Regions from separate parts of the Mus musculus genome. Here region 2 is linked to region 1. The links are chromatin loops, found by intact Hi-C in ENCODE. Cell type or tissue: heart. All regions are shown on one strand. Links, peaks and the distances in the headings refer to the core of each region. The heading gives the core; the rest is flanking DNA. Region 1 holds the start of Heatr5b (HEAT repeat containing 5B). Region 2 holds the start of Cebpzos (CCAAT/enhancer binding protein (C/EBP), zeta, opposite strand).

What was found. Hi-C counts contacts between places; a loop is a spot of excess contacts. Peaks named below come from ENCODE experiments on the same cell type or tissue, not always from the same donor. Only the 100,000 strongest peaks of a DNase experiment are listed, where the experiment ranks them.
Region 2: a loop joins it to region 1, with 2.1 times the contacts of the local background. A loop is called at or near these places in 13 of 42 quality-filtered maps.

The regions. Positions count from the first base shown.
Region 1 is chr17:78,827,645-78,843,567 of GRCm38, forward strand. It overlaps Heatr5b (HEAT repeat containing 5B), which reads right to left and starts at 7,737. Exons shown (of 36, transcript NM_001081179.1): 1 at 7,662-7,737; 2 at 6,452-6,599; 3 at 3,730-3,941; 4 at 2,915-3,023; 5 at 1,849-1,998; 6 at 288-459. The coding sequence starts at 6,577. Gpatch11 (G patch domain containing 11) reads left to right here and starts at 7,872. Exons shown (of 10, transcript NM_181649.6): 1 at 7,872-8,034; 2 at 9,150-9,276; 3 at 10,187-10,258; 4 at 11,343-11,569; 5 at 12,434-12,475; 6 at 13,319-13,439; 7 at 13,575-13,665; 8 at 14,469-14,585. The coding sequence starts at 10,200. In heart, for the core only: a CTCF peak has its summit at 8,622 (motif pointing right); a DNase peak (open chromatin) is centred at 7,797; H3K4me3 peaks cover 2,192 bases; H3K27ac peaks cover 1,399 bases.
Region 2 is chr17:78,909,603-78,925,525 of GRCm38, forward strand. Cebpzos (CCAAT/enhancer binding protein (C/EBP), zeta, opposite strand) reads left to right here and starts at 6,897. Exons shown (of 5, transcript NM_001177403.1): 1 at 6,897-7,091; 2 at 8,755-8,870; 3 at 9,454-9,498; 4 at 10,157-10,241; 5 at 10,375-11,446. The coding sequence starts at 8,756. The coding sequence ends at 10,239. Cebpz (CCAAT/enhancer binding protein zeta) reads right to left here. Exons shown (of 16, transcript NM_001024806.2): 9 at 14,844-14,910; 10 at 13,634-13,734; 11 at 12,912-12,969; 12 at 12,528-12,712; 13 at 12,033-12,119; 14 at 11,120-11,178; 15 at 10,947-11,028; 16 at 9,401-10,415. The coding sequence ends at 10,279. In heart, for the core only: no CTCF peak of the experiment used is centred there; a DNase peak (open chromatin) is centred at 6,929; H3K4me3 peaks cover 1,996 bases; H3K27ac peaks cover 2,098 bases.

The sequences.
Region 1 (15,923 bases), core at 4,143-12,142:
GAAACTGAAGGAAAGCAGCACATAAGATGCCAGACTCCTATAAGCATTACACAAACCATTTCATAAGTATGCCAATAATATGATCAGTGTTAACGTGTATACCATTATCACAAAAAAGAAAAGTATCAGGAGTGTCATTTAGGTTCTTTTGTTTGATGAAAAGGGAAGCTAACAATTTAAGTGCCTTTAAAGTGGCCTCCATGCGTAATAACTAATTTAGGAGAAAGCATTTTCTAAACCCTCGCATACCTACAATAGTTTAATGCAGGGTTAGCCAACGACAATACCTGTTGCCTGTTTCGGCATCAATGCTGTAGCCATGACTGTTCCTAGTAGCTTAGATACTGCGACTCGTACCCCATAATTTGAGTTTTCCAGAGCCTTAAAGCAGAGGGTAGCTACATTTTCTAGTTCGGCAGTCCACATGAACACAGCTTCATTCTGTAGTTCCAGAAGGCACTAGGATTAAATACAAGGCAAAAAGTAAATTACATTCTAGGACTTCTATTCCACACATGGAGTAACACAACCACACTGATACTCTCCTGAAATACCCAAAGAACTGGGCAAAACACGTGAACAGTTTTCAAAACTGCGTACCAGGCAATGGAAGGACATTGTTCTTTAATGAGAAAACATAATATAAATAGTTAAAATTCTAGAACTAATTAATGTAATCCACATTAGAAAACTAAAAAAGAAAAATTTTATGATTATTTCCATAGATGTTAAGAGAGTAAATACAACTAAAACTGGGGAAATTGGATTACATCAATATCAATGTCCACCTTGCCACTGTCCTACACTGTGCAAGGTACTGCCACTACCAAAGGACTCTTTCTAGCAAAAGACATAAGGCTCTCTCTATATTTTCTTATAGTTGAATATGAGACTATCTTGCAATTACCTCAAAGTAATGCATTTAATAACTAGCAACAACAGAAATAACACAAGAAACAGGGTCAGCAACACACACCTGTTGTCACAGCTCTTGGGAGGCTAAGGCAGAAAGATTGTCCGTTTGGGGACGATCTGAGCTACAACACAGTAAAACCTGTCTTGGACAAAAAAGTCTTGACAAAAATCCAGTATATATTCTCAATAAAAACATCTTGGCAAACAAGATACAAAGGCGCATTGTCGGGCTGAGAATGTCCTGCATGGGCTCAGGCACCTGTATAACTTGGTCTCTAATTGGTAGCTGTTTGGGGAGGCTTAGGAGGTGTGGCCTTGTCTAAGGAAGCATGTTGTTAGAGAAATGAAGGTTAAATCATGAGAAAATCCCATTTGTTAGTCAAGACAAAAACTGTAATTAGCAAATAATGGTGAAGATATGAAGCAATAGAAATCTCTTACATTAACAAAAGCAAAAAGGCAGAAAACTAAAACATAGAAGTACTTAGAAAACAGGTAGTTTCTTTAAAAGGTAACCATAAATCTTAGCCATTCCAAATAAAACGCACTGACCGCAATAAAAACAGGCCCACAAGACCCCTGCACACCGGTATTCACAGGAGCTTTTTTGGTAACGGCCAAAGCTACGTGAAGGAAGAAAGGTGGAACTGGACACACATCCACACTTCCACACATCCACACAACCACGCGGGACTACACAACAGGAAGGTGTGAGCTTCTGACACATGAACATAAATCTCAAAACAGCTGTACTTCAAGAAAGAAGCCACACATCCACTCAGAAGTCCGTGCCACACGCTGCCATCTGTATAATTCTAGAAAATGCAACTAACGTGCGCAAACAAACCAAAAAAGCTCGTAATTTAAGAGAAAATTAGCTATTTCAGAGCAAATGCCATAAGGGACAATGTTACACACTGGCTGGGTACTAACCTTGGCCACTGCACATCGGACAGCCATCGACCTGTCGGTCAGGAGGGATCGAGCATTCTTGTAAATGTCGCGGTGAGAGGAAGCTGCTGCGCCGCCCAGTCCAGTCAGCACTTTCTGCAGACTCATTAAGATCTCACTTCGCCCTTGAGACTGCACGTGACCACAAAGCAAAGCTTTAGGACCATGTTGTCAAACCAATGTCACAATTAATAAGAACATACAGAGGTACAATTCTCCAACCTAACTAGCTTATCTCCAAACAGAGAGACTACGGAGAAGCCCTGAATCAAGAATTCTACGAAGGCTCTGAAATGTAAGGATAAATATTAATATCATCTGAGAAGTCAGTTCTTCTGAACAGAAAACTGAGGTTGCACGCTGGGGGCATGGCTCAGTGAATGAATGTGTGCTACACCCTAAATTTAGTTCCAAGTGCCCCCCAAGAATTATATCTGAGTCTTGAGCTTACTCTACATACCATTCATCTGAAGTTGACATAGAAACTATAGTGAAACTGACAGGACAAAAGAATTCACTTGATACCATTGTGAGTTTTGAATTCTGTCGTCTTCAGAAATAAATGTTGAGTCTTAAAACCTGTTACTTGTGAATCTGACTATAAACAAGGTAGTTACAGATGAAAACAAATAAAGATGATGCCACACTGGAGTGGCTAGTCCACCCCGGGGAAAAGCCAGCATTGTGACAATCACCAAATGCAGGAAAGAAGAGCCTGTGAGAGAAGCATGGCCCTGTGACACTTAACCTGTAGGTGTGCCAGCTATGAGCTAGCAACATCTGCACAGTGTACAGCAATGGATTGAGGCAAACATGTGAAAGTGATATATTAGCTACGACACAAGCAGTGTCGACAGAAAAACAGAATTCTGCAAAAACTAACAAGTAAACCTACTTGTTTAAAAAACAATGGTACCCCCTCCCAAAATTAAGGAGATGTGATCATCTGAAATTACTTTCATAGCAACAGAGCAAGGATCATAGCAACAGGACAAAACACCTTCAACGTGCAATGGGCAAGGCACTAAACTCTTGCTGTAAAACTCACCTCTGCACTTTTCAGAGATTTCAACAGATTGTTCACTGTTTCTGGAAATGCACTGCCCAACATCCTTCCCATCTTCTCATAGAAGGCTCCAACACAAGCCACTGCTGCCCTGGAAAAACAGTCTTGCTGCTCACTTACACAAATGGCTCAGTGGGTAGAGCTCTATTTCCAGGACCCACACGGTAGAGAGAACCACCTCCCACCAAGTGTCCTCTGACCTCCATATGCACAACATAGAACACACGCACACATAAAGGTACAACCATTTTAAATACAATTCATTATACCTTTCTGATTTTAAAAAAATAATTTGTATTTCTCTTTAGCATTTTAGGATCAACGTAACCTAGCTGCTAGTAAACTTGTAAGCAAAGCGGTCTCTGCCTCAGCTACTTAAGTTTGTCCATCTAGTGTGAAAGCAGCTCAACGCGCAGGCAGGTCTGGACTCCGCAATCACCTCACCTCTTTAGCTGGCTGAATAGTTAAAGTGGACTGGACTTTGCGCATTCCTGCCCCCTTCCCTCAATAACTCTTCTCTTTCCCTCTGAGGCAAGGACAAGATTTCCATCCGAATTGATTGAAATGCTCCTTACACCACAGCTCACACCATACCAGTCTCCCAGCTGTGTCCTTAGACTAGTGGTGAAAGGCATGAGGAAGTTCAACCCCCTCCTGAGACTGAGTTAGAACTTCCTGTCAGTACTATAGTTCAGGTTCCACCACATGGGTGGGGTCTTTATGATATGGAGTCCCTAAACTACTGGAAAAAAAAAAAACTAAAGAGAATGCCAGGGTTCCTGTAAAAGTGTACTTACAATTTTGTTGGTAAGTAGGCTGCAGTGTCGTCCTTACTTCTGATAATGTCATTACATTTATCTAGTGTTTGAAAAACTGTGTAAGTATCCCCAATGCTATAAAGGGCTGCAAGGTTTTTAGCTAACAATTTTCGAGTAGGTGGTCCAGGTGAGCTGCTTATTAATCCAGTTAATTGTTCAACAAGTTTTTTCTGTTTTTCTTTTACATCTGTCTGTTATTAGAAAAGAAAAAGACCATAATTTTTCCTTTGTTACCCTTATTGTTTTCTAGTAAAATAATAAATAATACATATAGTGCTCTAACAATTAAAATCTGTATTCATTAAGCGTAACTCACAAAAGAAAACTTTTACAAAAATGAAAACCTCAGTAAGAAATGATCCAGTCTTTCCTATATTCAATCCTCATTCCCTTCCATGTCTAAGTTAGATTATAACTAAAGTGATAAGTGTATGAGCCTAAAGTTTCCAGACCACCCTAGTAAGTTAAATCACATAGTAGACATATAGATGACTGATTTCTAAGATTTCCCCTATCAAAGCAGATGCACTTGTCCATAGAGTTATGGGTTAGCAAAAGAAACCAGAGAAAATTTGAAGAGATATAAGCAACAGAACATAATTCCAAGATTTATGCATAGTCAATATCTAGTCAATATCACCCATTTACTTAAGAAATACCATGCAGTTCCTACATGCCATGTACCTAAGGCTTTGGGATCAACAGTGCACAAAACAGACAAAGTCCTTATCCTCATGACATTTACATTCTGGGTGGGGGGCAGAATATAAGTACGTGAGCGGTATGAGAAAACATCTCTCTCTAAGGTGAAATGGTAGCTAAAAGAACATCCCAGGAGCCGGAACAAGATGTGCAAAGGCTTTGCAGATGAAGTAAGAGTCACACATCTGAGGACAGCGAGGTTAGGTGAGCTGGATGGAGTAAGAGAGAAATAGTCAAAGATGAAGTCATAAGAAAACAGACGATGGTACAGATACACTGAAGAACATGAAATGTATGCCGAGTGACAAGCAGAGAAGGGTTGTATTCTAAATATTCTGCCCAATTCATTTTGACCATTCAAACTATGGATGCTATATATGTACATATATACATACACATACATATATATATATATGTATATATATATATATGCTATGGTGAGCAATTAGAAAACTATTACAATAACCCAGATGAGAGACACTGAAGAGGCAGATGATGGGAAGTAAATGAATTCTAGATATGCTTGTGGGTAACTCTCTTGACAGTTGCTAATCAACATGATATAAGGGAAGGGAATGACTTTAGGGGGTTGGCAAAGGATAGATTTGAAATCAATAAATTGGTTTAAATGCATTAACTCAGAGATGTTTGCATATGTGTGGAAAGGAAAGGAGGGTGGAGGGAGAAAGAGGGAGAAGAGGAAAGGGGGAGAGAGAGAGAGAGAGGGAGAGAGGATATGAATGGATCTCACACTAGCCTTGAATTCATCACATAGCTGGGAATGACTGTGAACTTTCCTTTGGAAGGGAAATAACAAATGCCTAATTACAGAAGATTTAAGAGACAAAAAAAAATCTAGTTAAAGGTTACCAGGGTATCCGTGTCTTTCTATTACTGTCTTTCTAGCAATTAACATGATTTTAACAGGCAGCAGCAACAACAGCACATAGCACGAGTGTACAACGGCCACAACAACAGGAAAAGAACCTGGACGAAACCTGAAAGCCAAGGGGGAAACCTAAAATGGATTCCCAGTCTTTCAGTCAAGAATCAATCTGCACCTAGAAACAGAAGGACTTCCTAGTTGACTGCCCGAGGCTAGACTGGAGTACACCTGTCATGCCCAGCATTTCGGCACTCAGGCAGCTAATGCAGGACGGCTGGATGTTTGAAGCCAGTCTGGGATACACAGTGAGCGGCAGGCCAGCCAGGAATAACTAATAAAACGATCAAAGTAAAATCAAAGCCAAGAAACGAACAAAATCTTCTACCCTCCTTTCCTTCATTCTAGAAGAAAGCTAAAGGCTTGCTTTCTGGGGGGGGGGGGGAGAGACAGGACATCTTTGAACAAGAAGGATCAGGCACAACTGTGGGCTGAGGTCACTGTACTGAAATAGGAATTAAGTGAATGTTTACATAATGAATGTAAAAGTCTTGAGGCTCCCTATCCTGATTCCCACACAATTCCCCACATTCACCTCAGACAACAGAGTAAGAAGACATCTTCTAGGGAACAATTGGCCTAGAGAAGCATACTAGGATGAAGGTCAGGACTAGCTCATTGTGACATTCAGTTTGTAAAATTCACCGTTTCCAGAAAACCTTTTAGGATTCACTCTTACATCTTCTCACTTGAGGAAAGCATCTACTACTAACAAAATAAAGAAAACATGTACAAAACAAGCTTGGATTAAAGAGGCTGTGTAGGAAGTAAAAGGCAAAGAAAAAAAATCTCTTATCACAGAGACCTTTCAGGCACTGATGATTATAAGTGATGTTTTAATCCAGTCACACTGCGCTGCCTAGACAGATATGAAGCATGCAACAAGCAGGACGTAGACAAGGTTTGGGTTTTATTGCTGACTAAGAGAAGGATAAGGTAGAAATTCCCATAGTATAACATCCTCCAATTCCTTAGATGAAAGACTCATAACATTTTCAAAACACAATGCCTTCAATTTTCTTTATATCAACCTATGGTGAGGTGGGCAATGCTTACCTTGTTGGCAGCAACTAGGACTTTATCAAGAAATCTCAACCATTCAAAGATGAACACGGGTCTCTTTGCCTCCGTGATCTGAGCCAAAGCTTCCTCATTTAGCAATAAACTGTGAGCTAGCTCCATTATTGATGTTCTTAATTCACACCTTAAATGAACAGATTCGTTTTTTAAAAAAAGAGTAAAATATATTCTAAGGAATTTTTAATTTATGTGTAGGAGTGTTTTGCCCAAATGTATGTATACACATACATACATACATACATACACACACACACACACACACACACACACACACACACACACACATATATATATATACAGGGTGTTGGCTCCCCCTAGAACTGGAGTTACAGATGGTTGTGAGTCATCTTGTGGGCGCTGGAAATCAAACCCAGGTCCTTGTCAAAAGCAACAAGTATTCTTAATCACGGATTCCTTTCTCCAGCCCTTACATGTAAGGATTTCTTAAATATTAAATGTCAAGTTTCATAAATGCAACCACTAAGCTAGGGAAAGAAAGCGTGGTTTCATTTCTCATTAGAGAACTAACTTTGAAAGGACAATGATTTAAAAGAAAGAAAGAAAGAAAGAAAGAAAGAAAGAAAGAAAGAAAGAAAGAAAGAAAGAAAGAAAGAAAGAAAGAAAGAAAGAAAGAAAGAAAGAAAGAAAGAAAGAAAAAACTGGCGATAAGAATGGAATGAAAGGAAAATGTAAATACTGCAAAAAAGGCACTATTCCGGGGCGGTTGTTTCCCTGTTAGAACACAGGCTATTAACTCATTCTACCCTGAGAACCCCGAAGCACCGAGCTCAGGCGTCTGGGGAGCTTTCTCCGCCACCCGTCCCTCGCCACCGGGACCCAGAAGAGTGACCGTAGGGTTCTGATCGGCGGAGGCGGGCCCCACGGGGACACTGCGGCAGGGGCGCCCGGGACAACCCCTCGCCCCGGGAATGCAGTGCTCCGGGTCTGGATGCACCGGGCCGCTCCGAAGACCCCGACAACTGAGAGTCTGCTGGAAACGCAAACCGGGGTCCCCGGGCCGCCCTGGGATGTCAGCCTCCCGTCGTAGGAGTCCTCGAGCTGTCAACCCCGAGGCTGAGGATCCCCGGCCTCAAAACTCGAATTCCCTCCTCAGCCCTCGGAAAATGTCCTGGGACCCAGGGATGTCACAGCCTGCAGGCTCTGACAGCGCGCGAGACCGCCTCACCTCCTGGTCTAGTCCGAGCCGAGCAGCCAAGCTCCGCTCTGCCGAGGGACCCGGATGCCCCGCCTCCCAAACTCCGGCCCTCAGGAAGCCGGGAGACGACGCATGCGCGAGACACAGGTCCTGCGGACCGGCCCGCCCCCACGTCCTCTTAGCCCCGCCCACCCCAAGTTTCGAAGCGAATCGGCTGTCGGGGACGAGTGGGATGTTTGTGGGTCCTGCGCCAATTGCACGGCGCATGCGCAGCGCGACCTCCGCGGAGCTGGTTCCGGGCAGTAAAGCTCCGGCTTCAGGGTGTGCGGGCGCTCAGGAGAATGACAGAGGTCGGTGCAAGTTGGCTGTGACTGCCTATCACAGCGTCAGCTACGCCCCATCCGTAAGTGGTCGTTTTGGTGGGAGGGTGCAGGAGGGAGGAGAGCGGGAGGGAAGAAAGAGCCTGCGATGCCCGAGGCACCCACAGGAGAGTTAGCCCAGCTCTGTGTGTTCTGTAGCTCTGCTTCAAACTCGGTGCTCAATACTGAAATACGCTAGCAGCACCTATAATCGTCCTGTTGAGAAAGTGGTTGCTCCATTATTTCGGAACAGGCAAAGCGCTTCACCTAAACTTGCTCTGGCTCTTTGACACACACCACCTCCAACCATCAACAGATGCTGCGTGATTTACCCCCTCAGACCCAGAATCCTGACCACTTCGCTGTTGTGACTCTTAAGTGAGGGGTCAGGCCACCAGCATCCCTACCTGGGTTATCTATCGACTTGTGGAGTTTATTCTTATATTTGAAGGAAGTGGATAATGCTAGTGTATGTTGTCCTCATAGGAGGGGAACCTTCACATTTTAAGACCCAATTCCTTATTCTTTTCTCTCTCTCTCTTTTTCTTTCTTTCCTTCTTCCTTCCTTTTTTTTTTTTTTAAGATTTATTTATTATATAGCGTTCTGCCTGCATGTATGCCTACAGGCCCAAAGAGGGCACCAGATTTCATTATAAATAGTTATAAAGCCACCATGTAATTGAACTCAGGACCTCTAGAAGAGCAGACAGTTCTTTTAACCTCTGAGCCATCTCTCCAGCCCCCTTATTCCACTTCCTAACATAATGTCCTCACTATTGGTAATTAACTTCCTCAAACCGTATCATTTAATGAATCTACAGTGCCCCCAGCTGTGAAGTTTCAGTGTGATTTTATGTGAAAATTATATGTAAAAGATGGAATAACTATAAAAGGCAGAGCTTTAAAAGTAACATGTAATCCCTTGTACTTTTGTAAGTGTGTGTGTGTGTATTTTTACACAGGTAGATCATACTGTCCTCGAACTGCTGGGTGCTGAAATCACACCAGAGGGCCACCATGTCTGTGGAGTTAAATGCTTCCCTTAAAAATAATCTAGTTTGAATTAGAGATTTAGCTCAGTTATAAAGCACATTCCTTGCTTGTATGAGGCCCTGGATTCAACACCCATCTCAGCAATTACAACCTCGTTCCGTTTCAGGAACAAGATCACCAAGACTTGTATTCTTTGTGGTTGTGAACCAATTATTTAGCCACATTGAGCCTCAGTTTTCCCTGCTGGAAAGTGGAACTAATACTTCTTATCTACTGGGCTGCTCCTAAGCTAGGTGAGTACTAGGAGACTGCAGGTCAGTCTGATTCATCTCGGGCTTGACTAATCTTCTAAGAGGCGCACTTAGTTGGCTCACTCATTTGTGCCTCGGATCCTCCCACGTGGCCATCTCTACAGAGCTTCTTGAGTGTTCTCATATATGACCACTGACTTCACTCAATTCATTCATACTACCAACTGTAGAGTGCACTGTATAGTGTGACCAAAAAGTCACCCTAAGCCAGGCGCAGGTGGCACTCAAGAGGCAGAGGCAGGTGGATCTCTATGAGTTCAAGGTCAGCCTGATCTACAAAGTGAGCTCCAGGATAGCTGAGACTACATAGAGAAACCCTGCCTCCAGAAAAGCCAAAAACAAAGTCACTCTAATATATCCTATTAAAAACTATTACACAAACTGCTCAACAAAATTGACTAGGAGCAGGTCATCTTGGAGAATACTACACGATTATATGAGGGTTTGTCTCATAACTGGAGAATCACAGGTTCAAGGCTAGCGTGGACTACATGGTGAGTTCCATGCCAGCCTGAGGTGGCGGGTGACCTGATCTCAGGGAGAGAGAAAAAAAAAAAAAAAGGATAAAACAAGAGTATTTGTCTCTGGTGGTCTGGTGACTTTGATTAGAATGGCTTACAGTTGGCTCATAGTACTTTTTGGAAAGCATTGTTGGAGGAGGTGTGTCAGTTTAGAAACCTTTGAGGTTTCTAAAACCCACACCATTCCCAGTTGGCCTTTGTTGGGTTGGCAGCCTCTCTGTTGCTAAGACATAGGGTGCTAAGATTCTCCATCTTTGCATACAAGGGAGCATAGTGAAGCATTGCCACTCTCCATGGTCGATTTCTGTATTGATAAACTAAAATTATGACGAGGATGATCGCTCTCACCCTTGGTCCTACTTGATTTGCAGGTAGTGTTGTCAGATGAAGGAGAGCATGACAGAAGAGGAGGACTATATGTCGGATTCCTTCATTAATGTTCAGTGAGTAAATGGGTATATCTAATTTGATGGTGTCTGGATATCCAAAAGACACAAATAGAATGAAATAAGGACATTGGTTGGGTAGAGGTGGTGGTCATGTCTGTTTGTTTAAAGCTAGGGGTACATGGAGCTTAGGCAGTTCTCCAGCTCACTGGGCAGCTCATCCTCCTGCCTCTACCTCCTAAGGGCTGAGACTACAGCAAAGGCTATGTGCCACAATGTCTGGGTTTTGCAGTTTTGGGGATCACACTCAGGGCTTTATGCATGCTAGACAAGTACCCTGACAACGGGACTACTGCCCTAGCACAGGATATTTTTTAATATATATTTTAATTTTTAAACTTTAGTTCATCATTGTGGGAAGGGCACTGCACCCCTGTGGAGATTGGAAAACAACTTTTGGGAGCCACTTCTTCCCTCCACATGGATTCTGAGAACCAAAGTCAGGTGCTCAGGCTAACCCGGCAAACCTGTTTACCTGGTGAGCCATCTTGCTATTCCAGGACATTGGGGTTTTTTGTTTGTTTGTTTGTTTTTTAAATATGACATTAAAACCAACCTTCCTGCCAGGCATGGCGGCGCACACCTTTGATCCCAGCACTTGGCAGGTAGGAGCTGGTGGGCCATCCCATTGAATTGGAGTCAGCCTGTTTTACAGAAAGGGTTTCAGGACATCCAAGGCTTCATAGAGAAACCCTGACTGCAAACAGATAAACAAAAAGTCAGTCTTCCTGTTTCCTGGAAAATGCCCTGTGTCCATCCACAGATAAGAGGTGTTTTCTCATTTCTCTGAGGGCTAACCATGTTACTTCTGCTCTTGATTCGCCTTGGGTGCCCTCTTCTGTCTCGTATCACTGTTTGGCTCCTCTCTGTGTGGAATCTTATTCTCCTGTCCAGCCTTTATTCAGCTTTACTGTTTATTGTTATTTACCTCTTAGAAAGAATTACTCCAAAGTAATTCTAACATTCTCAACTTTATACTGCCTTCAGTTTCCCACAGCTTGTAACTGCCCTTCATTGCTCTGCTGCAAACGGGGAGCAAATGTCGGGAACTCACCTACAAGAGCATTCCGCTCTTTTTCAGAGAAGATGTCAGACCCGGTGTGCCGATGCTGAGGCAGATCCGAGAAGCCCGTCGGAAAGAAGAAAAGCAACAGCAAGCTAATCTGAGAAACAGGCAGAAGAGCGTAAAAGAAGAAGAGCGGGAAAGACGTGACATCGGGTTGAAGAATGCACTCGGCTGTGAAAACAAAGGGTTCGCTCTGCTCCAAAAGATGGGATACAAGAGTGGGCAGGCTCTAGGCAAGAGCGGTGAGTCGTGTGCAGAGCTGACTTGGTACTGACGGACACCTAAGTTGGCGGTACTTAGGATTTGTGGTGCTAACAGCCCTTTCAGAGATGTCTTCTCATGTCCATTTAGGATGCCTCCCATGCCAACATGCACTGCTTAGCCTCCCACCACAGCCTTGAAGAAACTGGCTGACAGCAGAGGCTGTGAGGAATGGTGGCACGTGGTGGGTAGGGAAGCCAGCCAGCAACACAGCAACTTCGGAGAGCATGGCAGGACTCTGCCCAGCCTGCCCTGTACCTATGGCAGCGAGCTGAGTGGCCTTCCCATTGAAGAAGCCATGCTTCCCTCTAGGAAATGAAACTGCTTTCTCAGATGCAGCAGCTAGAAATGATGGCTTCAGTTTGCTTTTTTCTATTTTAATCGCTTTGATTTCTCACATGGGACGTCTGTTGTCTCTTGAGATTTCTGTCAGCCAAGACTGTTGTGCCTGTGATTGTCACTTTTTAAAATGGCATAAGTCCACAGGGGAGGCAGAGGCAGATGGACGTCTGTGAGTTCAAGGCCATCCTGGGCTACCTAGTGAGTTCCAGGACAGCCAGAACTACACAGTGAGACCCTATCTTGAAGATAGATAGATAGATAGATAGATAGATAGATAGATAGATAGATAGATAATGATCTTACTGAGAAGGAGGTACTTAAACACAGGAGAGGTATTAGTTTATAGTGTGTTAGTTGACAAAGAGTATTAGTTTCCAGAATTCAGTTTACAGTTTCATGAGACTGGCAGGGGGATTCAGAGAGCATTGTAATGTTACACACTCTACTGACTGACCCGAACTTCGTGATAAATAAACTATTTCTAATTTTTCCTCCTTTTTTAGGAGATGGTATTGTTGAACCAATTCCTCTCAATGTCAAAACAGGTATATAATCAAGTCATTTTTTATTATATTATAACCATAACTTAGATTGTTTTGCTTAGTATGTTATATGATAGTTGCCCTTATAATTGATATCACCCGAAGCCCGTGAAATAGTAAAATATTAAACTTTTAAATCTCTTTCAAGTAAATTTTGATGAAATGGAAGTAGTATATAAATCATAAAATATATGGGGGAACTGGGACCAGTCTTTCATAATTCCACAACTGTAGTCTCAGAATTTAGGAGGCAGATGTGGGAGGGTGAAGATGGAGAAGCTAGCCTGGCTACATAGTAAGACCTTGCTAAAGAGTTAAAGATGAGGGATGAAGTTGGTGGGGTGCCTGTCTACCTAGTCCATGGCCCTGCCTGCCTTTGATCCCAGAGCTATAAAAACTAGGGGGGGGGAAGATTTAGAAGTGTGGGATACACAGCGCCTTCTTACTTATTGTAATGTACTAAAGATGTTCCAAAGCAAATTTATCAATGACTGCTTTTGTGAGTACTCTCTTGGATTAATTCAAGAGAAAAAAAAGTATACACTTAAGAAAACGTGATAGTTGATATTGTTTTCCTAATATTTAAAAACGTGTGTAGCATTACTGTGTTAGATGAGATGGACCTTTGTCAAAATCAAGCCATGCATTTGGGCCCAAAGACCAAACAAAAACTAAACCCTAGTGTTTTCTGCTTCCATTTTAATGAAATAAGTTTGGATTATTATATTTAAGTAAGAACTGCATATAATTTCTTAAGTATTTAAATTGTCATGTTTTGAAACTTAAAAAAAAAAAATCAGTAATTTCCTAAGTTCCTCATCATATTTTTTTTTTGTCTTTGCCCAGGAAAAAGTGGCATAGGTCATGAGTCATCATTAAAACGGAAAGCGGAGGAGAGGCTGGAAAACTACAGGAGAAAAATTCACATGAAAAACCAAAATGAAGCAAAGGCCGCCGAGGAGTTTCGGTAAAGCGGTTGCTTTGAACTTGTTTTGCTTCCAGCCCACTTAACTGCGGTGTGCTCCTCCATGCGTACGTGGGTCTACAAAGTAGACACCACGCGAGACTGCAGACCCCACTGTACTGTTCTTCCTCTCATCAGGATGCGACTGAAGAGTAAGCAGGATGAAATGAGGCTCGAAGGAGACCTGAGAAGAAGCCAGCGAGCTTGCCAGCAGCTGGATGCCCAGAAGGTAGGCGGGCATCTGTTCCCAGTCCAGTAGTGTACCTGGAATGGTTTGACTCGTTTTTATTAAGGAAAACCAAAAATCACAACCCCCCCCTTGCCCTGTTCATACCTGTTCATACCGCCTCGCCTCAGCAGCTGCCGTCTGATGTGCACCTCCTATAGTGGTGACTGGCCAGCTGACGGCCCACTTAGTCCAGGAGCCCACTCCCTCAGTTGTCTAGCAAGGGTTAAATAGCTTTTCTCTCACTCAAAGTATCATTACCCAGGACTGGAGCACATAGGGATTCCGTTCCCCATAATGTTTCATTAACCAGAGTAACCTAGTTTTAGTCCATACCTCGAACTTATGTCTTTTGGAAAAATCATGGTGGAATGCTTTCATTTCACACAGGAATAGTTTTCAGAGCAATCTTTGCCTTTTACAAACCACAGTGAGTCACAGTGAAAGTAAAATGACTTCGTTTGGTCTCAGATCCTGGCGTACTTTCTGTGGTGTGTAAGCATCTGGGAGGAACGTCCTGCTTCACTGTATTCCCGCTGTCCAGCGTCTGCTCCTGACGCTCCCTGTCCTCCGTCCTAGTCACTTGTCCGGTGGTAGGCCCACCGCCCATGTCTCCTGCTGGACTGACAGCGGGAACTGGGAGACACACTCTAATTCTCCCTTCAGTCCTCACTGTGGTCCAGTGCTCTGAGAACTAGCACTTGTAAATATTACCTGGAAGAACAAATTCATGTTAACACAAGCACACTTAACGGCACCACAACTATGCTTAGCTGTGTCTTATAAAAATAATTCTGTATTTTCAGAATATTCAGGTTCCCAGGGAGGCGTGGTACTGGCTGAGGCCTGAAGAGGAGACCGAGGAAGAGGAAGAGGAAAAGGAAGAACAGGATGAAGATGAGTGCCCGAGTGAAGATTTGAGTGTATGTGTGGGCACTGCCTGTTTGCTCATAGCCGGGGCATGGCCTGGCACTGTTCTCACTTGAAGCTGGGTAATTCTTTGCTGTGGGCAGCATGGTTGGCTGTGTAGCGGTACCACATACTGCTTAGCTTGGGTTCTGGCACCCTGACGGGGTGGGGAGGGAGTGCAGAAAGGGCAGACACATAGACACGCATACAGGAAAGCTAGGATAAGGTGGAGTGCTCACCTGACAGGTTACCTATTAACCCCAGCAACCTTGCAATCTAGTAATTATTAGGAACCGCACAGGGTAGGCTGGGCTAGCTGGTTTTGATAGCTGTCAGGCTATAGCACGGTGGGGCTATAACACTCCAGATGAGAAGACTGCACTTGCCAGTGTCTGTACATGCTGGTCAGTCATTCTGACCCCCAAAGAGAGCTTGGCTGTTCCCTTTGAGCTTCTCCTGTGAGGCTGAGGCAATGGTGTCCTCACATGGCCATTCCAGTGTATATACCTGGTCCCTGCCCTTCAGGTGCCATTTGTACTTCCTCTTATGACAGCCAAAGAACTGTCTCCAAGCACTGCTAAATAACGCCCAGTTGAAAGCTGCTGATTCACAGGATTGTGTTTCTAGCCCAAAACTAAAAGTCCCCTACAACTTCTCCGGTTAGTTTAGTCCATCTAACCTGAGCTTCAGTTTAGATGACAGAGTCACTGCAAATGTAAACGACTGCAGATGGCTTTGCTTCCTGTTCAGTTTCTAAAAGTGGTGCTACTGTGTACATTATCTACTCACAAACCAGGGGAAGTAAGACCAGAGGGAAGGAGAGTGTGAACAAAGATGGCTCAGCAGGTGAAGGCCTCTGCTGCCAAGTACGGCAGCCTGACTTCAATCCCGGGGACTCCTGTGGTAGCATGAGAGAACCAGCCCTCCCTTGTTTTCCTCTGGCACACTCACAAGCACGTGCTTGCACATAGACACGCATGCACAACTCACCTTTAAATGTACTTATTCAAGACAGTAACTCCAGGGGTTACTAGTGTGGAATTTACCTAGGCAACAGTCAGGGCTTTCGGCACATACTCCTGCTTAACTGTGAGACCTCTCATGTGTGAAACTCAAGGAGGCCGCCCTCCCTCCACCCACCTCAGGGACTGGTTCCTTAAACGGTTTGAAAAGGGGGCTTTAAGACTCCTAGTTATCCCCAGGCAGAGTGGCACATACCTTTAGACACAGCATGTGGGAGGCAGAAGCAGGTGGATCTCTGTGAGTTCAAGGCCAGCCTGGCCTACAAACCAAGTTTCAGGCAAAGAATACATAATGAGACCCTGTCTTTTTTTAAAAAAAACAAAACAACA
Region 2 (15,923 bases), core at 3,878-11,877, 82 kb after region 1:
AAGTCTAATCAAAGTTGCAGACCAGGCAAATGGCCACAGGAAAACTTACTCATCTCACGTTGAGTTGAGTTAGCATATGCTCTGGTGCTTCTCTACCTCATGGGAGAGAATCAAGGCCATGGGGGCATTTGCTGCACAACCAAACAAGAACAGTCAGCTCTTCATGGGAACTCAATTGCTGCTTGAAGCCATACGGACTTTCCTAAAGATGGTGGGACTTCTCAGAGACAGATTTGTCATCTTTTTATCTTTGTTATCAGTTGATATCTTTGACTAATGAAGCTTAATTGTGACTATTCTTTGCTCTAGCTCCAATTTAAATGGGAGACACTCACCATCTTCATACAAGATTCCCACTTGAAGTCATTATATTACATAATAATGGGATCATTTCTCACTGCGGTTGGAAAGGTGTAATTAAGAATCTGTCTCTCAAGAAAGAAAAGAACTGGCTAGATGCCCTGCCCATCTGCTCAACAGGATTAGCCCTCACATTACAAACAGTCTTTGTTTCTCCTGGGCTAGAATTTAAGACTGATGTAAACATGCTCTTGTTTGATTGTTTCTTGATGGATAAAACATTTAAGCAGACAATGGTCCCGATCCTACGGACACTAATACATGTTGTTATAGGGGGATTTTAGTGTGTAGAGGAGGAGGTGGGGGGTACAGACAGGGGATGTGTAAAGTAAGTTAATTCTTAAGTTTCTCCAGGGTCAGGTTAATCTGAAAATTCTACATGCTCAACTTTGAATTTCTAGGCATGTGTTATGAAGGGAAACAGCCTATGAAATTGTAGGCTAACCTATTTTGTATGACATGTTGTCATTGTCAAGAGACAGGTATGTGTGTATCTGTATTTATTCCATGTTATATGAAACACCACCTTCTAAGTTAGCTTCTTGCTGTTGCGAGAAATATTAAAAATAAAGCCGCCAAGTTCCCAAGTTCCAACCAGCTACTCTCTGCCCACCAACTCTCTGGCAGGGGACGGCGCTTCCAAGTTCCTTTTGCTGTCACACCAGCCCCACAGAATGACCATCCATTCCACAGTCACCCAGCAACCGGTAGAAACAAAACTCTAGAAGCTTATAATTAATAAATCAGATTTATATATCAATAAATTCTCAATTCACAAGATGCCCACACAATAATTTCAGGGCCAATTGATAATGGTACAAGCTGCCCACCTAGATTAGACAAGCTATCCCAATTATTCTAACCGTTATGATGTCATATCTACTGTGGCTTTTAAATCCACACTGGTTCAGGATCTTCTTCCTGTCCATCCTCCATCTTGCTTTTTTCCTCTCCTCCTCTGAGTCCCTCTCTGTCCTTGCAACTCTTTGCTCTGCCTTCCTTTCCCCAGCCCAATCACAGGCCTTCTGCTGCACTAATATTTTAATGTAACTGGACAGGAAAAAATCCTACCACTTCTTGTATCTTATCAGTGTTAGGGTTAGGTGACCATAGACTGTCTTTTGCATCCAGACTCAAGTTGTGGGACACAGTGCATCTTTTTTTCTCTGTCTTTTACAAGGGATGGACTACCTTCTAGTATACTCTAAGATTGCACCTTAACTTGGGACTCTTAGTGTCTCATCTCTGCCATTTAGAGAGTTCACTAAGAGTTGGCCCATTCTTTAGAGCAAGGGCATCCAAAATTATGGCGTCTCTGGGTCACTTTGGACAAAGAAGAATTGTTATGGGCCACACAAACACTAATGAAATCTAGTAAGCTAAACAAATTTCTGTATATAATTTTCATGATATCTGTTGCCACAGATGAGCCCCGCCTCTCCATATCCTCATATAATGATCTCCTAATTGTGTACCACCCTGTTTAGAGAGTCTCAAGAATTATTCAGTAGGTCCCATTTGTGATCACCAACAAAGAACGCGAACATATCTAAGTAATAAAATGCCACTGTCTTTACTATAATTATAATTATTCTACAATATAATTATACACAATATAATATATTATAATTAATTATTATTATAAAATAACAACACAGAATGGTCAGATAGTGGACTATTTGATGCTGCATTTGAGATCCTCCTGCAGCAATATGTGATTGGGTAAAAGTGGTTACAGTTCTCAGTGAGTTCTCAAAGTGCTTAGTTGATGTTCCACAATTTCACTCTCAGTTGCTTCAGTCTTGAGAAGAGTTGCTCAAAATAGTAGGTGTTATAAGAAGCAATGAGGAGAGAATTTTGTGACTATGAAGTGAGAGATACACGTGATTCTGAGAAGACAAGACCTGTCAAGGTCTAGGAAAGAAATACAAGCAATTTTTCCTGAAGTTAGATGGCTGACTGCAAATGTAACTTTTATTCGCCTGGGTGTTTTTGTCTCTGAGGCTTACTGCCTCTGTCTGCAAACCTACGCCTAGTGCTGGAAACTTCTAGGCTCTCTGTACAATGTTATCTAGGCTGAGAACGTTTTAGCCTCTGAAACTTACTGCTTGTACTGGCTAGTTTTGTGTCAACTTGACACAGCTGGAGTTATCACAGAAAAAGGAGCTTCAGTTGAGGAAATGCCTCCATGAGATACAACTATAAGGCATTTTCTCAATTAGTGATCAAGGAAGAAAGGCCCCTTGTGGATGGGACCATCTCTGGGCTGGTAGTCTTGGGTTCTATAAGAAAGCAAGCTGAGCAAGCCAGGGGAAGCAAGCCAGTAAAGAACATCTCTCCACGGCTTCTGCATCAGCTCCTGCTTCCTGACCTGCCTGAGTTCCAGTCCTGATTTCCTTGGTGATGAACAACAGTATGGACGTGTAAGATGAATAAACCCTTTCCTCCCCACCTTGCTTCTTGGTCATGATGTTTGTGCAGGAACAGAAACCCCGACTAAGACACTGCTGAATACACATACTCTTTCTTGTTCTTCCTGATCGTGAGCTGTTTTAGCTCAGACTCCTCTTCATGCTCACTGATTCAGTCTGGCTTCTCTCAGCTTCTCCTGAATTGCTCTGCGCAGCCTCATACTAACCTTGGCAATCTGTTCTAATCTTCTGGCTCCTTCTCATTCTGTCTTCACCTGTATATAGCTTGTTCTCTCTTCAACTTGTCTCTGTACAACTGTCCTAGTCTAACGGCCTCCTTCCTCTCTCTTTTTTCTCTCTCTCTGTGCTCTCTTAAATAGCTTACCTCTTCTCTCTCTTCTCATGAGAGTTGGGCATATCCTATTTTGTCAAATCTTTCTGTGATCCGTGAAGCTGCTATTATCACAACTGCTAATTATGTCCCCACCCCCTAAACCTATTTGTGGGAGAAGGTCTGCACATAGCTTCTGGGGCTCCGCCCCCAGTTGGTTCTGATTGGTAAATAAAGATGCCAGCAGCCAATAGCTGAGGAGGACAGACAGAGGTGGGGTTTTAGGAATTTCTGAGCTGGGACCCGGAGGAAAGGAAGAGGAGAGTATGGAGAGAGGAGAGTCAGAGACCACTGTGGGGTAGAGAAGCAAGGAGAGCACCCTGGGCTCCTGGCAAAGAAAGCGGGGGCCCAGAGTGCACCACAAATGGGTCGGGAGTGGCCAATATGAAACAAAGATGTTAGTAAGTAGTAACTCAGAATTATCAGCGGAAGGCAGATTCTAGCCACCCGGAGGGTTGGCAGTCACCCAGCTATTGTGCTGCATAGGGCATCTTAAAATATAAAGGGTGTGTGTGTGTGTGCGCGTGTGTGTGTGTGCGCGCGCGCGCGTATGTATGTATGTATGTCTTTCATTCGGGAACATAAACCATTGAGGTGGGTAGCAACTCCACAACCAGGCTTTATTAGTAATACAACAGATTCATCATCTCGTCTGCCATTCAGTTAGACATCACTTTCAAACATGGCTGCCTCCTTCTACAAACTAAGTTTTCCTTCATTGTTTGGGGTTAAGGGTGTGTACTAAGGGCATGTCTGTATTCCAGCCAGAGGGATTAAAGAAAGGTGTGTGCTAAGTGCTGAGCCACACCACAACTAGAAAAAGTTTGGGTTTTTTTCCCCTCCCAGTAAAGGACAAAATCTTGGGGTTCACAGCTGACTGCAGCTTTATACAGTCTGTTTATAACTGACAGGCAACCTATCTACTTGACTGAAAACAGAGTTGGAAGTTTACCAAGATATTTTTTTTTTCTGGGAATTTTGAAATCTGCTTTAAATTCATTAATTTTTAAATTTATGCTATGTGTTTGAATGTTTTGGCTGCATGCATGAGCATGTACCACATGTGTGCCTGCTGCTTTTGGAGGTCAGAAGAGAACATTGGATCACCTGGAGCTAGAGTTGTTGAACTAGGGTTGCTTGGGCGCTGGGAATTGAACTCAAGTCCTCTGCAAGAAAAACAAGTACTCTATACTGCCTAGCCATCTCTCTAGCCACTCAAATTCTTGTAGTGAAAAGGTCAGCTCAGGAACTTTGGGAAGGTTATGACACCCCTCCACCCCCCCCAAGCCCCCCCACCCCCCAGACAAGGGAGAAGCTAATTAGCATTTCTTAGACCACAGGGTAGCAACGGACCTGTGGGTGGGTGGGGACACATTCCGCAGGACTGACTGTTGCTCACTTTCAAACAAGGTGAAGTCCTTGTCACCTCATTCCCTAAAGACTAATCAGTTTAAAGGGTGCACTGTTCTGCCAATCATATTGTGCCGAGTTGCTAATGCTCTGTTCTGCCCCTGGAAACCTTATAAAAACAGCCTAACTGGTGATGGTGGTTGCTGCCTGTCCTTCGGGTCTGGGATGACCCCAGTGCACTGGAACAATAAATTCCTCTTGCTTTTTGCAGCGATCCTGGCTCCACATGGTTCACTTAGGGGGATCCCTGGTAAGAATGCTAAATCTGTATGGTAGCTTGCCTCATCAAGTTCCGCAGTAAATTCAGTTTTGAGACCATAAGCAACTTGATCACATGTCTCAAGTAATAAAATCTGTTTATCATTTGGTTTTAACTTTGTCATCTTATTTATGAAAAGTAAATGATTTAGTTTTAGTCAGTGTCAATGTTTTAAAAGAACTCCTGGGACTGGTGCTTATTTATTCCTTCATTCCATGAAACCCACGGTTTTGAGGATTTTCATAACATACATTTGTCATGCTTTTGTGCATACATGTTCTTGATGTGCTGTATAATGATACTCCATTACATGTAAGCACAGGGTGGCTTTTGCATCCTCTTCTATTGGTTTTACAAATGTGTTTCTCTCTTTTACCTGCCATTAATGGGGTATCAACCAAAGGAGATATATTGATGGTGGACAAAGAAAATGGGCTTAACATATATTTTATTGCGCCATATAAGTTCCTTGATTTAGTTGTGTCTTCTAAGGACACTAAATACATCATTTTTGGATGACATTGCATTTGTCAAAAAGACCACTAATAAAAATGGCTAGTTGAGCCATGTCTTTGTCATTGCGTTATTGCTCTTAAGAGACACCACAACCAAGGCAATTCATAAAGAAAAAGGACTTAATTGAGAGCTGACCTACAGTTTCAGAGGTAATTTACTGTCTACTTGGTGGAGCTGGAGAAGTCGCTGAGAGCTCTACAGTCTGATCCATAGGCAAAGAGAAAGACTGGGTCTGGTGTGGACTTTTGAAACCTCAAATCACACCCCCAGTGACACACTTCCTTCAACAAGGCCACACCTTGCACCTTGTTGAATCCTTATAATCTTTTTGACACTTGTACTCCCTGGTGTAACTTTAATTTTTCCAAATCCCATTTAAAAAAAAATATTTATTATTATATGTAAGTACACTGTAGCTGTCTTCAGATGCACCAGAAGAGGGCGTCAGATCTCATTATGGTTTTGAGCCACCATGTGGTTGCTGGGATTTGAACTCAGGACCTTCAGAAGAGCAGTCGGTGCTCTTAACCACTGAGCCATCTCTCCAGCCCTCAAATTCCATTTTTAATGATGGTTTTTAAACACTTTAACCTTCCTTGTAACCCACCACTCACCAGAGGTAGTGGGAAAGAAAGGATACGGGGGGGGGGGGGGAAGTGGAACTGTTTAGAAAGGTTCTTTGGAGCAACTCCCTTCTGTGTTGTCTGGAAATCAGTTCAGTTCACAGGTTAGCAGGCAGCGGTAGTTGGATCCACTGGCAAACACCTCATGGATACAGTTCTGTAGAGTCAGGTTAGCAACAGCAGTGACATGTCCAGATGTTCGAATCAACAGTCGGAACCAACAGGAACAGGGAATCGAAGATGCAAGATCCATAAGTGTTGCACAGTTAGCTGTACCAGTGAGCCAAGTCAAGCCAAGCCAAGCTAAGCTAAGCCAAGCCAAGCCACTCCCCCTCCCCCAATTTCCATTATGTTTACCTTGAACGTTTTGTTGGGCAGCATTCATAGCTTCCTGTGTTTGCTTGTTTGAGACAGGGTTTCTCCGTGCAGCCCTGGCTGTGGATCTCTGAGGACAGACTGCATTTTAATAAAAGTGGATATAGTCTGACATTCCAGGCTTTGTCATGCACGTGGTCCCTCTTTAGGCATTCCTATGCCCCATCTCCTATCTTTCCTTCCCTTAGGTCAGCCCTCTTCTTGACTATTGGGCAGCACCTAGGCACAGCGCTTCTCACCTTTAATGTGTAAAGGAATTGTCTAGGAACCTGGCTAAAGGGCAAATCCCAATTTAGGGTCCCACTTTTCTGGCCACTCTCTGGCGATGGGTTGTTCCCGTTCTGATACATTTTGGGTTTAGAGTGGGAGAGACGATCCATGTGCAGAGTTTGGAGATGGTGTCCTGGGTTCAAATGTGAATTCTTTTACTTGGGTGTGACCGCGGGCAGGATAACCTTGCCTAAACGATACCAGCTTCCCACAGCTAGTTAGGTCAGGTTCCTCTGTGGGGCGTGGCTAAAGCTGGGGGCGTGGCGCTAAGACCGTGCGCTTGCGCAGTCGGGTTGCGGAGGCCTCAGGTAAGGACCGGGCAGTGTTTCTTGTCCTCTGTTCCCCAATGTGTGGCGCGTGGGGTCTGTGACATTCTTGGGTGTGGGGAACACTCGAGCGAGCCCGCCCCGCAGGCGCAGGAGCGCGAGCGTTTCCGGGTCGCCGAGCCGCGACGCATGCTGGGACCAGGACCCCGGGTAAGGCTGGGTGCTCGCTGTTGGATCCTTGCAGGGCAGCAGCCCCCGGTCGCAGCGCCGCCTTTCCTCCCTCGGGCCTACACTGGAGCACACGCAGGGTTGCTTCTCCTGCGCTGCAGCCCCAGGCGCTCCTGTGCAACAAGGCTCCGTGGTCTTTGGTCTCCCTGAGCCATCTTGTCTGGACAGTGTGTCTCTGGTGACAAACGTGCTTTATTATTAAGTAGACAAGTCCCGAAGCGCAGGGCTTTGGAATGTGGCACGTCCATCAGTTTTTAAGAAATTAAGTGTTTTATTAATATCATTATTTGGACTGTTTGATATCTTAGCATCACTCTCTTCCAATCAAAAAAGATTTCGCTCAGATCCCGTAAGTTGTGGAACAGGATGCAGGCAGGTGTGCCCTGTCCTCGCCCTGAAACCTTAAAACCGCCCTTGAGAACTTAGAACTGAGCGGGACCGTCAGTGATTTAGCAGAGTACTGGGAAATCGAGGAACACAGCTGTCCCTTCTGCCTCCTCCCCAGTTTTTTATTTGCTTCGTTTTAAAAATGAGAATAATACAGTTTTTTTTTTTTCTGGTCCCTGAGTAATTCCCATTACTAAAGTGAAAAACGAACGTTGGAGGAGGGACACATGGTAACAGAGTCCAAGGCGAATCCTGATAGTGTTTAATTATTTTCATGCTTAGATACCATGAAAGGGACGTAAAAGCAGGGGAAAGGACTGGCTGATCCTGAACATTAAAGAACAGCCTGTCTCAGCATTGAGCAGTGGGAAAATATCAGAATATTAGATCAAAAGCTTAGTAGTTTGGGGTTATAGGGAGTTAGTTATAAAGCCTGAGCTACCTTTTGCATATTTAGCAAGACAAAACCTTATTTACTGGATAACGGTTCTTCAAAGACACCTTCTTTTGACTGTTGGAAACTGAGCCTACTACTCATGCTAATAGCTTGCATGCTCCCGTTCTCGGTTTGTCTCTGCGTACAGGGGGGAAGACTTCAGTTACTCGAAGCTTTGCCATGGACTGGGTCACCACCAGTCAACTTCTCCCCCATGGGCCAGGGCTTTGTATAAAACCTGGAGTGACTTCACGGGGGGGGGGGGGATTACTGGGGTGCCTGCCACCCTAGTCTTGCTGAATCAGGATCTGGGGACTGGGAAGTGGTCTGAAGGCTTAGGAACGCACGCTGCTTTGGGGATGGTGCATTGAAGTGTTCCAACACTGAGACTGCCTTAGAGCCAAGACTGGTTTGCTACCGTCTGGTTTCATATCCGTCTAGGAAAGGCATGAACTGTGGTGCAACTTAACAAAAGTACCTTCCTCTTGCAGGGCAGTCTCCAAAAGGGCCTTCCAATGCTGTTCCTATTATTAGACTGTATTATAATTCCTAGGTCAGCTAAAAAGTTTCTCTCTAACAGACACTAAAAAGCCTTAGTTCCTCCAGTTTTGCTTTGTAAAGAGCTCTATACCTTCTCAGAATTTCTGTGGTTTATCACACTCCTTAGGCATGGAGATCGGAAACTGCATGTAGGAATGTCTAAACGAAACACATACTACCCTTGAGGTTCATACAAGCACTGAGACTGGGGGTGGAGGTTTTTCTTTATAGATGTGGCAACAGAAATCTAAACATGCTCATCCATCCATGTTGTTAATGTAGGATGGCTCGGATCATGGAACCGCTGGCGAGGAAGATCTTTAAAGGAGTGCTAGCAGCTGAGCTTGTGGGTGTCGCTGGAGCTTACTGTCTGTTTAAAAAGATGCACTCCAGCCAAGGTAAACTCAGCTCAGCAATTGTTTTCTAGCAGGGGATGCACTCAATGTTGGTGACATTTCTGGGCAAAAATGTTTCTTGAGACTGAAGGTATCGGACGTTTTTATGGGCAGGAGGGGAGCGAGGCTGTTATTGTACCTGCAGACTAGGAGTGTCTGGGTTTTACCTGGGAAGGGTAGAACAGACGTCCCTATTCTGGCTCAGAACTGAACGGAATGGGTGGAGGCAGCTCAGCCTGCCCGTCATACTTACTTGTAGAAAAAGCTAACACCGCTGTGGGCAGTGATGGTGCACACCTCTCCCAGAACTCGGGAGGCAGAGGCAGGTGGATCTATGTGAGTTCGAGGCCAACCTGGTCTACAGTGATTTCCAGGACATCTAGGGCTACTGTGAAACCCTGCCTTGAAAAACAAAAACCAAACAAAACGATAAAGGCTATATTTTAAGATGAATGTAATTTGTATACTATCCTGTAAGATTTACTTCTTGGATTAGTAGATGGACCTTAGTACAAAATGCTAATAGACACTAATATACTAAATTGTTGTTTAATATGTTAATACAGTGATTTTTTTTTAATATCAGATTTCAGACAAACAATGAGCAAGAAATTTCCATTCATTTTGGAAGGTATGTTTTTCTTCAAGTAAAAATTCAAGTGTGAAACAACCTATAGATTCTGTGATGTTTTTACAACTTTAGAGCAAGTGACCTTATTTTGTTATTGGTTTCAAACACTAGTTGCTTCCTGGGACCACACAGTAAGGACTCACACCTATTACTTAGATGAGAACAGCTAGCTCTTGTTTTAATCCTTATTCCCCTGTTTACTGATCAACCTGCAGGCTTTATAAACAATGGACAAAAGTGCTGTCACTGAGTTATATACCCCACGTGCCAGCTGGAGTTTTCATTCGTTCAGTGGTTAAGATTATAGATTCCAGAGCGAGACCTAAGGGTTGGGACGGGCACAAACCATAGTTACTGCTGTAAAGACTGTTTTCCTCCGGTGTACTATGTTCTCAGAGATACTGCTTTCTCTTGGGGAGAGCCAACGCTGACCCTGATAGTTAGAGTTGACCACAGTGACATCATGCACTTAGCCTAAGCATGGTACCTGGTCCCGGACAAGCAGCCCATCACAGAGGTCTGGAGAGTGGTTACAGCTCCCGTGTGGACATGGAGCCCCGCTGTCCTTTCGTTTGCTATGTAGCAATATGGAAGAATTCTTTCACTATAAGTTTAAATTTTGTGTAATTTTATAAATGACAGTACTTTGTTTCCACAGTTTATTACAAATCCATTGAACAGTCTGGAATGTATGGAGTTAGAGAGAAAGATGAGGAAAAATGGTTGACTAGCAAAAACTAAGGGTAAGTATAATCTTAATTTATTGTCACCCTGAAGATGTCACTTCCTCTGCCGTTTGGGTTTCTGAGGGGCTTTCATCTTCTTCCTGAAATTTTTCTTTTTCTTGATGATACTTTTCACATCTCTGTTGTGCAGCCAGTCATCTCGCTCAGCTTCCCACTTGAGCTGTTTGAAACCTTTGAGGGGAGACGACAGATGAGTCTGTACCCGGGACTCCACAGACGCTCCCTGACCGTAACTGCAGGCCTGCGGCTTCCCACCCACTGTTTGCTGCTCTCCTCTACTGGATAGTTGAGGAATTTACAAGTGAAAATATAGGATTTATACTGGAAAGATTTTTCTTTTCTATTTTATGAAAGAATAGAAACTAGTGATTATAACATCAGGAATAATTACAAAGTCTTCAAGCATGTGAGAGTACACCTTTAGCTAAGTCTAAATAAAACAGACAGACTCTTGAAGAAATAACGTGTGTGGGTCTGCAGTTTGTGTGTGTGGTTTAAATGCCTTGCTATGTGACAAACATCCTGCCACTAAGGACATCTTCAGGGAAGTACCATTTAAATGACACAGGTGACCTGGTAGTGCACTTGTAATCCTACTGCTTGGGAGGAGGAGGATTTAGAGCCCAAGGTCAGCCTGGGCTACGACCCTGCTGTAAAAACAACACAAACAAACAAACAAACAAACACCACCAGCTTACTTACTTGCATTATCTCTGTTAGCCATGGCGTTCATGCCAATAGTATCAAACTTGGAGCCCATATTCTCATCCAGCAGATGGCCAAACTGAAAAAAGAAAGGAAGGGTGGGCAAGGCTATTAGGAAACTTGAAAAGAATGTAAACAGCTACTTTCTTAAGTTAGTACATTAGCCTCACCTCCTCAGCAGAGACAAACAGGCTGGAGTCATTGAAACTTTTCTTCTTTTTCTTTTGTCCTAAAGAAAAATTATGTGTAGGTTACTCAAAGCATATACTTATTTTTCAGATTTGGTCCCCGATCAATGTTTATCTTTACAAGAAACCAAAAGTATCACTCAGGCTTAAAATTCCACAGCTGACTTGGATGGAGTTTGTAATATGTGAAACAAAATATAAATTGTAATTCATGTCTTATTCTTTGGGCTTGAAAAGCTGATTATGTTTATTGTTTTATCAGTAAAGTTTTATTTATACCACTGAAAATAAAATGTCTATAAAAACTCACCTACAGTTTTGAATCTGTAGACATTTCAAGAAAGTTAAAGTAGTAAGATAGTTAGGGTTCATATATAACTGGACTCTTGAAACATGACTGAAAAGATCATCTAGAAATACTTAAATGTGAGAGGGTAGGGCTTGGGAACAATGAAAACTAAGGTTGCATGCGAGAACTCTCTACCTCTCCACATTTCACAACTCTGTTGTTATAACTCTTAATGCACCTTTCTTGGCAGGGAGATGGTTTAACTGGAATACTCGCATCGCAAGAGTGACAACAGAATTCAGATCTGCAGCAGCCATTTAAAAACCTGGGAGTAGTGGTGTAATGTCAGTGAGGAAAGAGGAGGCAGAGGCAGGTGCGTGTCTAGAGCCTTGTGGAACAGTTGGCCTTGCCTAAATGGTGAAGTCCTAAGCCTAAGAGAGACCCTTGTCTCAGACAAATGGGAGAAGGTGCCTGAGGGCTGATCTTAAACATTTTCTAAATGGTATCAAAGCAATTTAAAACATTTCCTCCAAGATATTTGTTGGTAGCAGGTGCTCTTCATATAGCAGCTGCTATGGTTTGAAGAGAGCGCATGTATTTTCTTACCTTGAAATGACCCAGCAAAGTCAAAATCATCTTCACTCTTTCTCTTGCTTTTCTTAGTATTGGCTTTGGGGTTGGCGTCAGCAAATTCTGTTACCCAAGAAAGTTTGCTATTAAACCATTTTATACACAGTAAGAAGCCTGGAAAATACCAATTCCAGTAGTGGCAGTGCAACATCAAGGCCTGGTACATCTGTTCCATGTGTGTCCAGTCCTCCAATCCCAACAGAATGGGCCTGGAGGATACTGGACACTCTAGTGTCTCAGAGACCCAGGACCTTACACATTTTAGGAAGTATTCTACTACTGAGCTACACTACAGTCCCTTATACTAAATGATAAAAAGAGGCAACATGACAGCTCAACTGCAACTGGGTAGAAAAAGCTGTTGACTTAAAATCAGTTCAGTACTGATACGTGTATTCTTTAGATATGGAAGCCTAGCCTAAGAATGAGCAAGAACGCTATATAATCTGTATCTTCCTTTTCATTGTGTACCTGGAGCATCTTCACTTTCATCATCTGACACATCCATGAACGTTCCTCCATCTTCATCAATCTCAAAGTCTTCATCGTTCATACTTCCGAGAGAAACTTCATCGTCATCCAGGTCTCCAAGTTCGCCGTCACTACTCTCTGAGTCTTCCAAGTCAGCCTTAGCTCCTTTTGCTTTTTTCATATTGCTGGGGGTGGGGGTGGGGGGGAAACACTTGTAAAGGAGGCTGTGTCTTCTAAAGTGTGCTCAGGAGACAAGCATTCTAAAGGTTCAAGCCCAGGTGAGCATTTCCCTTAGGGATCATGTAATTTCTAGGCCTCCTCTTCTAATGAACTATAATAATCTGGGAAAGACTGGGAAATGGTAAAGACAAGGCTGCGTTTTACCTGGCAAAATCAATATCATCCTTCCCAGGTGGGAAGCAGTTGTCGTCTTCAAATGTGTCTGCGCGAGAACCATATAAACAGTGTAAGAGACAGCAAGGACAAGAGTGATACACATTACACACCAGTCAGCCGTGACACAGAACCAGGATTTCACAACAGCAGAATGTCGTTATTAGGACTGCTGCTGGTTTGTCCTATGCAAACCTATGAGCTTAGTGACCTCTTTAAAATGGAGTCTGTTACTGTAATTCCTGTCTATAGTTCTTTTGTTGAAAAATAACTTTAGGGTTTATTTTTAATCAAGTATAGGATATAACAGCAAGTAAACCCTTCCATTTTCATGTAGTTTTATTTGATTACAGTTAACTAAAAATCCCCAAGCTGTAAGGATTATAAAGAAAAAAAAAACCCAGCAGACATTGCTACTCATAAAACTAGGAGATTATGAAAACTAAACAGTGTCTGTGTCATCAGAGCCTTGGCTTGAGAAATGAAAACACTCTGCCTGCAAACAGAATTGTCTGACATATTATGCAAAGTTCAATAACGTTATTTTTCTAGAATGAATATGAGTAAGGTCACCATAGGCTATTTCTTAATCTTCCATTATAGTCTGCAGATCAATGATTTGTAAATACTAAGTTCACTTATACTACTAATATTATACAGTCTATTAACAAATATTAATAATTTTACAAACTGAGTCAACAAAAACAAATTACCAATCATATTTTCAAATTCTTCATCATCAATATCTTCTATACTTTCTTCATCTGCACTGCGTTTCTGTTTGTCTTTAACAACAGCAACTTTTTTGTAATACCTAAAGTAAAATGCGTATTACATATCTGTATAATTTATAACTAAAGACTAATTACAACTCAAAGTGTGTTATGGATACTGAAATGGGCACAAATGAGTAGAATTTGTATTCAATATAAAAGGGTTGAGTTAAACGTGAGGCATAATTTTCTTTACTCTTCCATGTAGCCTTGGCTGGCTCTGGACACTCAACCCTGCTTTTCCTCCTGAGTGCTGGGTTACAGTATGCGCCACCAAGCACTTTTAAGTGAGGTAGAAGCAGCTTTCAAGACTTTATAGTGTCTTATAAGCCATTTCTTCAAACATTTTAACATGGCACCATAGAGGCCTTAGGGTGTACACAGTGTTGTCTAGCATGAACAAGACCCTGAGTTTAATCCCACACAACAGTAAAATAATAGCATAGTAAAAGGTTGGTTCACCTTAACACTACTTATCTAAGTATCAGAATATAGTGGTTTTAAATGACCTAAAGTCGCTAATCAGCCCACCCAAAGTCACAGTAAAAGTTAAGACTTTTACTTTTGGCATCACACTCATAAAATTATTCACAATAAATGTTTGTTTGTTTTTTAAAGCAATTTAAATCAAACCTAATTAACTAATCAACCAGACAACTTGACATCATATTAAAGGCACTAGAAGCATCAGTAGTGACATTAAAGATCAATCAGTCTCACTTCATTCAAAGGATCCTTCTGCCTGAAGGATCATGGTGTGAACAAATTACCCCTGAGTTACTACTATAGCCATATACCAACACAGATAGAGACACTAAAGAGTTACCGTTTGGGAGGGAGAGGCAGGAGGATCACAGTCATCTTTGGCAATATACAGAAGGATCAGGAGTTTAGTTAACTTGATGCCCCAGTGTAGGGGGTACTAGAGTGGTGAGGTGGGAGTGGGTGAGTGGGTGGAGGAGCACTCTCTTAGAGACAAAGGGGAAGGAAGATGGGATGGGAGGTTTACAGAGGGGAGACCAGGAAGGGGGACAACATTTGAAATGTAAATAAAGTAACAAACAAACAAAAACAATTAAAAACTTAAAAAGCAATATATCAAATATAAACATTTAAACAGTGCCTAAGAATGCTGTTCTAGGTATCTTACCTATAGAAGAACACTTCATCCACTGGGATCTGGCTTTCTTCTTTTGCAAGGAACTCCTTGCTGTTCACTGCAGAATGAAGCATCATATTACACCCATTCCCAGCACTCACATGTTCATACTATATCTAACATACTGGCAGTTCTGACATCTTTTTTTCTTGAAAGGGTTTCTCTGTGAAGCCCTGGCTGTGATGTGAGTCACCACTGCTGAATGGTTCTGAAATCTTGAAACGAGACAGTGTTGGCTAAGAAGCCCACCAGTACAGAGCACACCTCTGAAGTGTGTGAGCCTCAGCATACTAAACTCTTGGCTGTCCTGCGGAGAACAGGTAGAACACAGCCACAGTGGAGCAACAGGTTCTTTTATTGTTTTTCAGTTGCACTCACGACACAAGTTTCAAGAGAACCAAATTATTTGAGATTTACTTCTTTATATGTACATGTGTGGGCAAAGATGTGATTGACTGCAGGTGTCGGCAGTAGCCACAGATGCTGTACCTCCCCAGAGGTGGTTACAGGTGGTTGTGAGAGACACCCTATATGGGTGACAAGAACCAAGGTTGGGCCTTCTCCCAGTGAAGTATTTTTAACCCCTGAGCTAACCCCTGAAGCCCCTGGAATTCTCCCAGTGAAGTATTTTTAACCCCTGAAGCCCCTGGAAGAGTTCTTATGAAGTTGCTAACCCTAATCCTAACTCTTGATCCTTCTGCTCCTACCACCCACACGCGGGTTATAGCAACTCTGGTTGTCTCGGAAGAAAAGTATGTAATGCTTGCAGTTTAAAATCAGGAAGAATCCATCAACAGAACTTTCCATAATTTTACTTAGAAGTGAGAAAAATAAAGAATTCAAGGATATTGGCTTTTTTCCTAATGAAATAAAATTTGATTTGATTTAGCGATTGGCTTGCCTTACAGCCCTAATTTTAGCCTGCGTAACCCTGTTGACATTTCTGGATTTCTCGGAAGTTGGCTGGAAATAATTAAAACTGACTCAACTGAATTTCTGAGCAAGAGATGAAGGTGGGGCCTGGTGTGTGAAGAAATGCTGAACAGAGAAGTAGAACCAGATCTGAAGATT